3 separate regions of the Homo sapiens genome follow, and all the other regions are linked to region 1. A link is a loop called in an ENCODE intact Hi-C map of the cell type or tissue named here. Cell type or tissue: PC-3. All regions are shown on one strand.

The links. Hi-C counts contacts between places; a loop is a spot of excess contacts. Peaks named below come from ENCODE experiments on the same cell type or tissue, not always from the same donor. Only the 100,000 strongest peaks of a DNase experiment are listed, where the experiment ranks them.
Region 2: it touches region 1 in a loop (7-fold over the local background); 1 of 110 quality-filtered maps calls a loop at or near these places.
Region 3: it touches region 1 in a loop (8-fold over the local background); 1 of 110 quality-filtered maps calls a loop at or near these places.

Annotation. Positions count from the first base shown.
Region 1 is chrX:28,389,667-28,393,666 of GRCh38, reverse strand. No RefSeq gene overlaps it. Among named protein-coding and RNA genes, the nearest start is that of MIR6134, 100 kb to the left of the region's middle. In PC-3, no CTCF peak of the experiment used is centred here; a DNase peak (open chromatin) is centred at 1,946; H3K27ac peaks cover 348 bases.
Region 2 is chrX:28,310,744-28,314,743 of GRCh38, reverse strand. No RefSeq gene overlaps it. Among named protein-coding and RNA genes, the nearest start is that of MIR6134, 180 kb to the left of the region's middle. In PC-3, no CTCF peak of the experiment used is centred here; no DNase peak of the experiment used is centred here; H3K4me3 peaks cover 351 bases; H3K27ac peaks cover 2,083 bases.
Region 3 is chrX:28,301,229-28,305,228 of GRCh38, reverse strand. No RefSeq gene overlaps it. Among named protein-coding and RNA genes, the nearest start is that of MIR6134, 190 kb to the left of the region's middle. In PC-3, no CTCF peak of the experiment used is centred here; no DNase peak of the experiment used is centred here.

The DNA of each region.
Region 1 (4,000 bases):
GAGTGTTCTGACTGCTCCACCAACCAGCAGTTTCCCATCTCTCTCCTTCTCCTCAGGCTTCCTCTTCTTTCAGACACAACAATGTTAAAATGAGGCAAATTAATAACCCTAAAATGACCTCTGTTCAAGTGAAAGGAAGAGTCACACGTCTCTCACTGTAAATCAAAAGCTAAAAATGATTAAGCTTAGTGAAGTGAAGACAGCATGTCAAAAGCCAAGACAGGCTGACACCTACGCCTCTTGTGCCAACCAACCAAGTTATGTATGCAAAGGAAAAGTTCATAAAGGAAATTAAAGTGCTACTTCAGTGAACACATGAATGATAGGAAATTGAAGCAGCCTTATTGCCGACATGGAGAAAATTTTAGTGGTCTGGATATAAGATCAAACCACCTACAACATTCTGTTAAGCCAAGCCTAATCCAGAGCAAGGACATAACTCTCTTCAGTTCTATGAAGACTGAGAGAGGTGAGGAAGCTGCAGAAGAAAAGTTGGAAGCAGGCCAGGCACGGTGGCTCATGCCAGTAATCCCAGCACTTTGGGAGGCTGAGGCGGGTGGATCATCTGAGGTCAGGAGTTCGAGACCAGCCTCAACATGGAGAAACCCCGTATCTACTAAAAATACAAAATAAACCAGGCGTGGTGGCTCATGCCTGTAATCCCAGCTACTCGGGAGGCTGAGGCAGGAGAATTGCTTGAACCTGGGAGGTGGAGGTTGCAGTGAGCTGAGATCGTGCCATTGCACTCCAGCCTGGGCAACAAGAGCGAAACTCCGACTCAAAAAAATAAAATAAATAAATAAATAAGAAAAGTTGGAAGCTAGCAGAGGTTGGGTTCATGAGGTTTATGGAAAGAAGCCAACCCCATAACATAAAAGTGTAAGGTGAAGCAGCAAGTGCTCATAAAGAAGCTGCAAGTTATTTGGAAGACCTAGCTGAGATAACTGATGAAAGTAGCTACACTAAACAATAGATTTTCAGTATAGATGAAACAGCCTTCTATTGGAAGAAGACACTACCTAGGACTTTCTTTTTCTTTCTTTTTTTATTTTTTATTTTGAGATGGAATCTCGCTTTGTTGTCCAGGCTGGAGTGCAGTGGCACAATCTTGGCTCACTGCAACTTCCTCCTCTTGGGTTCAAGTGATTCTTGGTGCCTCATCCTCACGAGTAGCTGAGACTACAGGTATGCGCCACCATGCCCAGCTAATTTTTGTATTTTTAGTACAGATGGGTTTTCACCATGTTGGCCAGGCTGGTCTCAAAGTTGATAAAGCAGTGGCAAGGTTTGAGAGGACTGACTCAAATTTTGAAAGTTCTACTGTGGGTAAAATGCTATGAAGAGCATCATATGCTACAGCAGAATCTTTCATGAAAGGAAGAGTCAATTAATGTGGCAAACTCCATTGTTGTCTTATTTTAAGAAATTGCCACAATCACCCTAACCTTCAACTACCCCACCGTCCTGATCAGTTGACATTGAGGCAAGACCCTCCAACACCAAAAAACTTGGTGAGCTCTCAGACAATTATTAGTTTTTTAAAGCTATGAAGTTTTTTTTTTTGTTTATTTGTTTGTTTGTTGTTTGTTTTAGACAAGGTCTTGCTCTGTTGCCCAGGCTAGAATACAGTGGTGTGATCATGGCTCGCTGTAGCCTTAGCCCTGACCTCCTGGGCTCAAGAAATCCTCTTGCCTCAGCCTCCTGAGAAGCTGGGACTAAAGGTGTGCACCACCACGCCCAGCTAATTTTTTAAATTTTGTGTAGAGACAAAGTCTCACTGTGTTGTCCAGGCTAGTCTCCAATTCTTGAGCTCAAGTGATTCTCTGGCTTCCACCTCCCAAAGTGTTGGAATTACAGGCATGAGTCACAACACTGGGCCTTAGATAATTTAAAGTATGTGCATTGTTTTTTAGACACAATGCCGTTGCACACTTCATGGACTGCAGTATAGGGTAAATATGTTTTATATGCACTGTAAAACCACGAAAATTATGTGACTCACTTTATTGCGCTATTCGCTTTATTGCACTGGACCACAACCAAACCCATGATATTTCTGAGGTAAGCATAGCTGAATTTGATTTGCTAATATTTTAATGTTTCTGTCTAAGCGTGATTTGTCTGTAATTTTTCCTACCCCTATTGCCATCACAGATTTTTATATGAAGGCTATACTCACTTGATGAAATGATTTGGGTGATTTCTTTCTTTTACATCCTCTGGAACTGTTTTTCTTTATTTTTATTTTTATTTTTATTTTTTATTTATTTTTTTATTGTTATACTTTAAGTTTTAGGGTACACGTGCACAATGTGCAGGTTAGTTACATATGTATACATGTGCCATGCTGGTGTGCTGCACCCATTAACTCGTCATCTAGCATTAGGTATATCTCCTAAACCTATCCCTCCCCCCTCCCCCCACCCCACCACAGTCCTCAGAGTATGATGTTCCCCTTCCTGTGTCCATGTGTTTTCATTGTTCAATTCCCACCTATGAGTGAGAACATAGTGTTTGGTTTTTTGTTCTTGCGATAGTTTACTGAGAATGATGATTTCGAATTTCATCCATGTCCCTACAAAGGACATGAACTCATCATTTTTTATGGCTGCATAGAATTCCATGGTGTATATGTGCCACATTTTCTTAATCCAGTCTATCATTGTTGGACATTTGGGTTGGTTCCAAGTCTTTGGTATTGTGAATAGTGCCGCAATAAACATACGTGTGCATGTGTCTTTATAGCAGCATGATTTATAGTCCTTTGGGTATATACCCAGTAATGGGATGGCTGGGTCAAATGGTATTTCTAGTTCTAGATCCCTGAGGAATCGCCACACTGACTTCCACAAGGGTTGAACTAGTTTACAGTCCCACCAACAGTGTAAAAGTGTTCCTATTTCTCCACATCCTCTCCAGCACCTGTTGTTTCCTGACTTTTTAATGATTGCCATTCTAACTGGCGTGAGATGGTATCTCATTGTGGTTTTTATTTGCATTTCTCTGATGGCCAGTGATGATGAGCATTTTTTCATGTGTCTTTTGGCTGCATAAATGTCTTCTTTTGAGAAGAGTCTGTTTATGTCCTTCGCCCACTTTTGGATGGGGTTGTTTGTTTTTTTCTTATAAATTTGTTTGAGTTCATTGTAGATTCTGGATATTAGCCCTTTGTCAGATGAGTAGGTTGCGAAAATTTTCTCCCATTTTGTAGGTTGCCTGTTCACTCTGATGGTAGTTTCTTTTGCTGTGCAGAACCTCTTTAGTTTAATTAGATCCGATTTGTCAATTTTGGCTTCTGTTGCCATTGCTTTTGGTGTTTTAGACATGAAATCCTTGCCCATGCCTATGTCCTGAATGGTAATGCCTAGGTTTTCTTCTAGGGTTTTTATGGTTTTAGGTCTAACGTTTAAGTCTTTAATCCATCTTGAATTAATTTTTGTATAAGGTGTAAGGAAGGGATCCAGTTTCAGCTTTCTACATATGGCTAGCCAGTTTTCCCAGCAACATTTATTAAATAGGGAATCCTTTCCCCATTGCTTGTTTTTCTCAGGTTTGTCAAAGATCAGATAGTTGTAGATATGTGGCGTTATTCCTGAGGGCTCTGTTCTGTTCCATTGATCTATATCTCTGTTTTGGTACCAGTAGAATGCTGTTTTGGTTACTGTAGCCTTGTAGTATAGTTTGAAGTCAGGTAGCATGATGCCTCCAGCTTTGTTCTTTTGGCTTAGGATTGACTTGGCGATGCGGGCTCTTTTCTGGTTCCATGTGAACTTTAAAGTAGTTTTTTCCAATTCTGTGAAGAAAGTCATTGGTAGCTTGATGGGGATGGCATTGAATCTATAAATTACCTTGGGCAGTATGGCCATTTTCACGATATTGATTCTTCCTACCCATGAGCATGGAATGTTCTTCCATTTGTTTGTATCCTCTTTTATTTCATTGAGCAGTGGTTTGTAGTTCTCCTTGAAGAGGTCCTTCACATCCCTTGTAAGTTGGATTC
Region 2 (4,000 bases), 79 kb after region 1:
TAGTCAATCCCATCTTAACCAAGGCCTTTGAGATACCAGAAATAGGTACTTTCTCTAATGTACCCCCTTCTCCACTGTCATCCTGGGTCTCAAGTACTCACATGTCACTAAGAGCAGCTATGAAGGGAAGGGCGTCTGGGTCCTAAATTTACATCTCAGATACGAATTCCAGGACAGATGGCAGAGCTGTGAAGACAATGCCTCAAGGATGCAACCCCTTCCAGAATGGCCAGGAGGCAGAGCTAGACCAGGGACATCAGGGCCACACTGGACCTGGCTCTGCCTTACAGCTGGTGTCCCAGGAGCCACAGACACACATATGCTCCCAGACCTCACTATGGCCACCTATCCAGACAGAATTCAGAAGCTCAAAATCAAAGACATAAACTAGCAACAAGATGTCTGCAAGGCTTTGGGGGAGCCCAACAGCCAGCTGTCACAGCTTTTGCTCACAGACAAATCAAGCAGTATCAAAAATATCACAGAAGCAATAGTTTTATGACCTGAAAACATCTAGCAGAGAAATCATAAATCTGTCTGAACAGTAGACCCAAGCAAAAATGTCTAAATTAAATTTTGAAGGCATTTTTATTTTACTAACAATTTTAAAACTAGCTTTACTTACCAAAGATTTATTAAAGTCACATGAACTAGAAAAGTATTTGGGCTAGTTATTTATGACTGTTTATTTTTAAGTCAATTTGGTGCCATGTAGAAAACATACAAACACATAGACATATACATACATGTAGACACAACATGCAACACATATGTGTATACATGTATGCATCTAAAAGCCAAAGAGTTCAAGGAATTCAATGCAAAAGAGAGCAAAGCTTTAGGCCTGAGAGGAACCTGGCTACCACTTTCAGGATTCTGTGAGGAAGGCAGATGACCCCCAGTAAAAGGGGAGTTAGTGGTACCTTTTTTTGTATTCCTCAAGGGGCCTCATGATTTCTGGATGTCTCCTTTAGATCCCTTTATATGATATCAAAAGTGGCAAGAGGAAGGAGGGACAGAAGTGAATGGGAGAACAAGTTTTAGAGGAACCCGTCTGGGGAGTTTCTACACTTCCCAAAAGGTCAATGAAGTTCTAGTTAGCAGGAGTTTGAGAAAAAGGGATCTAGTCAACTAAGAAGTTCCTGTGGGGAGAAGCAAAAACCCAACATAGAGAAATGGGGTAAGCCTTAAAGATATATATTTGGCATGATTGTCAGTTTTCAATTAAGCTGACTTTTGATTATAGAGCTTTTTAAAAAATATTATAAATATCTTATTATTAGGTTTTCATCTAGGACAAGCAGCAAACATTTTGCCATATTGTGAGCAGCCAGCATTTCACCTGAATGGTGGGAGCAGGATCACCCTTCACTCCCTACACCTGGGAGAAGCTGGCTGAATTTCAGCGGGAGGCCTATCTCTCTGCTCCAGAAGAGAAAGTGGGATAAGTGGGAAAAATAGTTGCTATCATGCTCTAAATATAAACCAAAGTTTTAAATCAAAGGCATACCTTCAAATGACTCAAAACCAAAACAAATAAATACACATGAAACCAAAACCATGAAGTCCTTTATGGCCTTAACCAACATCTCCAAAGAGGAAGCAAAAAGCTGTAACCCTTCCACTCTCAACCACGGCTTAAAGAAAGGAAAGTTTTGCTAGCCACAGTGGGGTGCAACCCACTTCTCTGTCCAGCTATATTCTCTGGGGTCTCAACCTCTCAGCTAACTGTCTGCACACAATAGTCTAACAACCTGTGTGCCCCGATAGATGGTAAATTAAAAGAAACAAACAGCTGGTAAGATAAACAGGAAATCAAAAGATGTCCATGGGGAAAGAAAGGATTACAAATGAATGGGTACCCCCCAAAAGTTAAAAGTCATACTAATATAAACTCAAAACAAATAATTCAAACTAATTCTTATAAATGTTTCTCTTTTTTTCCGAGTTAAAGGATTTACATTTCTAAGGGACTGGTTTCCTGGTTGGGAATTGAACCCAGTCCTTGGCACCAAATCCTAACCACAGGCTGAAGTGCCTTTTTGCAAATCCCACAGGAAATCCAAAGTGAGCAGTTTGAGTGTTCAAAAAATGTTAATTTTGTTTTAAATCTGATTTCTGCTTTTTAAAAATCTTGTCAAGGAAGTATTTAAGGTTATATTTCTGTTGCATCTTTTCATAGGTACCAATGAGATAGCTGTTTAAGATGAGCGCTCTCTGAAAAGTTTTCTTTTATTCTTTTAAATATAGCTAATTTATTTATTTTAAAAGTGACTCAAGCCAATAAACCTTCTTTATGGAAAGTCCCAGAGGTAACTAGCCAGGCTTGAATACCAGGAACATAAGTGGCATTTTAAAAATGGGTTGCAACCCCCATGATAAAACTACACCAGAGTCACTAAACGTAAGGACTTTTTCATACAAACGCATTTCTCCTATTAATCTGAACTTGAAAAGGAAAAAAAAAAAGAGATAAACAGTGATTTTTACCTTCTGCTTGATCAGATTCCACAGATAGACACCCAGGAATCTGATTGGTAAGAAATTCTTTCCCTTTTTGCAGGCTTGTCAGGTCCTGGGTTCCCTTGACTATAACTTCCAGAAGAGCAGAGTGGTTTTGTTATAGTAGGTAGCTAGTCAGACACCAGACACGAGCAGGGCAGGAGAAGGGCCGCCCCCACCATGAATGTCAGGCGACCATGAGGTGATGGTTAGGTGGTTGTTAAGCTACTATAATAATTGGTTGCAGCCAGCGCTAGGGAAAGGCACTAGATAGAAAACACCTGAAACTGGTGATCAGCCGCCTCCTGATAAGATCTCAGGAGTTGGGCAAGTGGCCTCAATCATGCACATTAAGAGGCAAAATGGTGGCATTTACCTGATACATGACCTTCTAGGGACACTCGACTGGTAAGTGAAGAACACCTCAAGTGAGCATGCACACAACTCCAGTAAACACACTGCTCATGCAGCCCCTCTCAAGTGCTAGCAGGCCACTGCACATATGGACAGCCCTCCCCAAAGGAAGAATCAAAGGAGAAAGGACGCAAGACCCTGGAAGCATGCCAATGTTTAAAACTCCAAGTCAAAAGATTAAACTGCACACTTCATCTCTCAAGTTGTCCGCTTGGCCCTCTTCCAAGTGTAATTTATTTCTTTTCCTTCCTGCTCTAAAGCTTTTTAATAAATGTTTACTCCTGCTCTAAAACTTGTCTTGGTCTTTCCTTCTGCCTTATGCCCCTCAGTCAAATTCTTTCTTCTGAGGAGGCAAGAATTGAAGTTGGTGCAGTCCCATATGGATTAATTGCCGGTAACATACTTTGGTGCTGCATGACTCAGATATGTTCCGCTGCTAACAGTTTGGGGTTATCTTGCTCACAGTGCAAAATCTGTAGGGCCCAAGGGAAAGCTTTCTCTTAGCTTTGTAAAGTTTCACTGAAAATGAACTGACAATAGTCAGATTAATAGGGGAAAAGGCATAAAAATTATGTTAACATGCAAAGCATGGAGTAATTGCAGGAGATTAATTACCCAATAACCCAATGAGGTGCAGATGCTTATATACTCTTCTTCATAGGAGAAGGGGAAATGGAGTGGAGGAGTAAATGATTTTTAGGGGGGAATGAACAGACCCAGGAGGCAGACATTATCTTGTGAATGATTCTCTTTGGAAACTGAATAGAATGAGCAAACAAACAATGGTTTGGGACAAAGTTCATCTGGGCTCTAGATGTGTTGTTTAATTTTCAATACTTTCCTCTGTGATATGAGTTTTAATCTTCTCTCGTTAATGAAATTTCAGGGAAGGGATTGAAGGCAATTTGTTGCTCTTTGATAGGTCCAGATTCTAGGTAGATAAAGGAACTTCAGAGATCAGTTTCATCCTGTGCTTTGGAGAGAGAGTGTTGAGTTGGAGTTGGGGAGGAGGTCAGAGAGATCTTGAGGTTGCTTCTTTAGTTTAGCATATCAAAGCACCATATTTGGGGGTTTTATTTTCCAA
Region 3 (4,000 bases), 88 kb after region 1:
TTGTGAACTGCACAAGTGAGGGATCTAGGTTGCGTGCTCCTTATGAGAATCTAATGCCTGATGATTTGAGGTGGGATAGTTTCATCCGGAACCCCCTTCCCACATCTGTGGAAAAACTGTCTTCCATGAAACTGCTTCCTGGTGACAAACAGTTCTGGGACCACTGCTCTAAGTATATACTTGTTGTCTTCACAACGTAAGCACTTACTGTATGGCTTTCAAAAGTAGGTTGTAAAATGCTTATTTACAAAGATCTCCAACAATTACCTTTGTGAGGTTATACCCTAATACTTCCTTAATCTGTTTAAATTTTTTTAAACATCTCAACAGCTTTGCGGCCAAGGTAATTTCAGACTATAGTGTCTTCCTCAAACATGACTGTTGTTTAAATTGATGTTATTGAGAAAATGTCTGGTAATATGAAAGGCTTTCTAAAGTCTAACTTTACACTCAAAGTGTGGTTTTACGGACTAGCAGAATCTAGCATCAGCTGACAGGAGATTTTTGGACCCCAACCTAGATCGATGGAGTCAGAATCTGCATTATAACAAGACTGTCAAGGAGATTTTTATGTACATTAAAGTTTGAGAAGCAAGGGGTCTAAAAGAGGGGTAGACAAACTACTGGCCCAAAAGTCAAAGTTGGCCCACCACCTGGGTTTCGTAAATAAAGTTTAATTGGTTCACAGCCAAATCTTTTAATTTACATATTGTCCACAGCTATTTTCCCACTGCAATGTCAGAGGTGAATATTTGAGCAGAGATCATATGGGCCACAAAGCTTAAATATTTATTATCCAGCCCTTTATAGAAAAAGTTGGCTGACTTCTGATCTAGAATATAAGACTATCCCATACTTTTTGAGAGGTTATGTTGAGAAAAACTATCAAGTTTTAAATCAAGTATTAGCTGTGACCTTGGGCTTTCACTTACTCTCTCTGAGCCTTTGTTTTTCTCATTTGTAGAATGGTGACAGCAATGACCAACCGGTGTGTGTGTGTGTGTGTGTGTGTGTGTGTGTGTGTGTGTGTAAAATCAATATATAAGATACATAATAAGATACACAATCAGATATTTGGATTTCAAATCTAGTACTCTTTTGAGCTTCTTTCATTCAAGATATAAAAATGGATGAGAATACATAGAGTCTCTTTTGGAAACACATGGCATCCCCTACTACCTCTTACTAATAAGTAACCATTTATGGAAGCGGATATCTGCAACAGAAAGTAAAGTCCATTAACCTAGTGAATCTATACATACCTGATTTTCAGCTCTCTTAAAAAAATAAACATGCCTAAATTTCATAGGTATGACTCTATTAATTTGCTGCTTTGATAGGCTATTTGTCCTCAATTTCACACTCATAAATTGTTACTAGGATCAAATCATTCCGGGAAAAGTAAAATCAATGACTGTGTAATGCTAAAGCTTGTAATTCAATGAAGATATGTGGGGCTCTCAGGATGTAGCACATTGTTAGACTGATATCAAGAACCAAAGCCTGATGAAAAGAATTTACTGCCTGGGGCTCAGTTGGGCAGCATGCCAGAAGTTCAGAATGTAGTAACATCACTCTAAAACTTGGGCTGGTGGGCTGTTAGGAATATGGTGAGAAGCAAGATTTTTTAAAAGTAACTTGCAGCACAACGTAGTTTTAAACTATTTCTTATAGGAAAATGGCAAATGAAATGTCTTTAACAAATAGACAATAGGGAGAAAAAGCAGATTGATCTATGGTGTGTATATTCCATTTATTAAGACCCACAAGTATTGAATGTATGACATATGGATAATTTAAAGGTTACAGAAAGAAAGTTTAAAACCAGCTCTTGTTGGCAGTTACAAAAAGCAATTAAATACTAGTAATTAAAAATGGCGATGGTATTTCCTAAAAGTTTCTTCAGAGACAGGGTCTCACTCTGTCGCCCAGGCTGGAGTGCAGTGGCATGGTCCCAGCTCATTGCAATCTCAGCTTCCTGGGCTCAAGCCATCCTCCCACCTTGGCCTCCTGAGTAGCTGAGACCACAGGCACGCACCACCACTCCCAGTTAATTTTTGTATTGTTTTTGGTAGATATGGGTTTTTGCCTGGACTCAGGCAATCCGCCGGCCTCAGCCTCCCAAAGTGCTGGGATTACAGGCGTGAGCCACCGCGCCTGGCCTGTGTCATCTCGCTTGGCCAATCAAAATCTAAAAACTCCAAGCTGAAAGTGGACTGTGGATTTCTAACAGCTTTTCAGAGTTAAATAGATTTGGAAGTCAAGACAACAATGACTAATTAAGTTGTCTAATATGAGGTGTTCTCAAGCTTAAAGACGCATCATAATCTCCTAAAGGGCTTGTTAAAACACACATTGCTGGGCACCACCCCTAGAATTTCTGATTCAGTAGATCTGAGATGGGATCCAAGAATTTTTCATTTCTAACAAGTTTCCAAAAAATGTTGATGTTGCTGTCTATGGACTACATTTTGAAAACCACTGGCTTAGATTACACTGTACTGGGAGGAAATGAGGAACCCTAACTCTCCATCTCTCATTCTGAATGTTTTAAACTCTCAGAGGGAGATCACAAAGGCTATAGTTACTTAAAAATCAGATGAGAAATTGCAAACACTCTTTGGTCTATCCATGCTATAAAATAATTCTTTAAAATAGTATTTGGATCACGAGGTTAGCATTTCAAACAGCTGACGTGACCTCACTGTATAAACATTTTGTTATTAGAATTCTTGTTAGAAGAGAAGAATTAGGCCAATTACCTTTGTCAAAAGTTTTGAAAAGTGAGAACAGTTTGAAGATCGCTTTTATTAGAACTGCTAATTAGGTTTTAAGTTATTATGCATAATTTTATTTATAAATAACTTGACATTGATTTTCAGTAGTTTTTGAATGCTTAGTATGAAAACGTGTTACTTTAATTTACTTATAAGTAGTAGAAGGTAGGTGATGTGTCTCTGCAATAAAAGCTATACAGTCATCTGGCATGACACTATTTGCATAATAAACCACATATTTACACCTTGGTTGCCAAATGTAGAAAATGATATGTTTATAAGATGCTGTAAAAGAAAAATCCTCCCCCAAAACCAAAATCCTGCTTTGAAAGATCTGTCTGCTTTTTATGTTTATGAGGAAACCTGAAGAAGTCAGTGACACGTGAAGTATGCAAATATTGGTAATCCTTTAATTAAATTTATGGTGGGATTTTGTTGCTAACCAGGAATTTGCAATGAAGTTTCCACACAGAAATATGTGTCATCACTGAATAGAACTAAAATATATAATAAAACCAAGGAAGATAATGTCAGCCCAGAAGTCAAAATAAAATAAAACTTTAAAAAGCAGTAAAGCTTTATTTGCTCTTAGTCAAAGGAGTTTCTCATTTTTCAAGATCTGCTAGTAGAATGATAAAACATTGTAAAGTCACAATGTTGCAGAAAATAAAATAAAAGAGGAATGATGATAATATTGGAAGTGAATCACGCACATGATATTGTGGAGAATAGGAAGGTTGAAGATGGGAATAGGAGTAGGCTGTGTCCGTGGTAAGTCAACAACATTCTTCAGTGCCATAACACATTAACATATAGCATTTATACACCAGGGAATATAGGTGTGAACAGAAAGAACCGCATTTTTCTCTTTAGTAACCCTGTCAAGATGTCCAAGCCATACTTGTATTTTCAGCTTGGCAAAGGGAAAGGACAAGATGAGGGAAGTCATGGAAGTATGATGGGGAAATCTAGGAGAAAGAGTAAATTTCCTCAGTTGCAAGTGAGAAAAACCTTGCATCAAATGTAAATAAAGGAAGACAATAAGCAAATTTACCATCTCATGTAACATGAAAATCGTTGTAGGTAGGGCAAACTTCAGGCGTTTTATAGCCAGGATTCCAGATCAATATCTCCAAGATTCTCTGGTTGTTTCCTATAATGCCCTCAGAAAAGGCTGATATTGAAGTGCTTTGTATGAAAAAACAGTCTTCTATTTATTTATA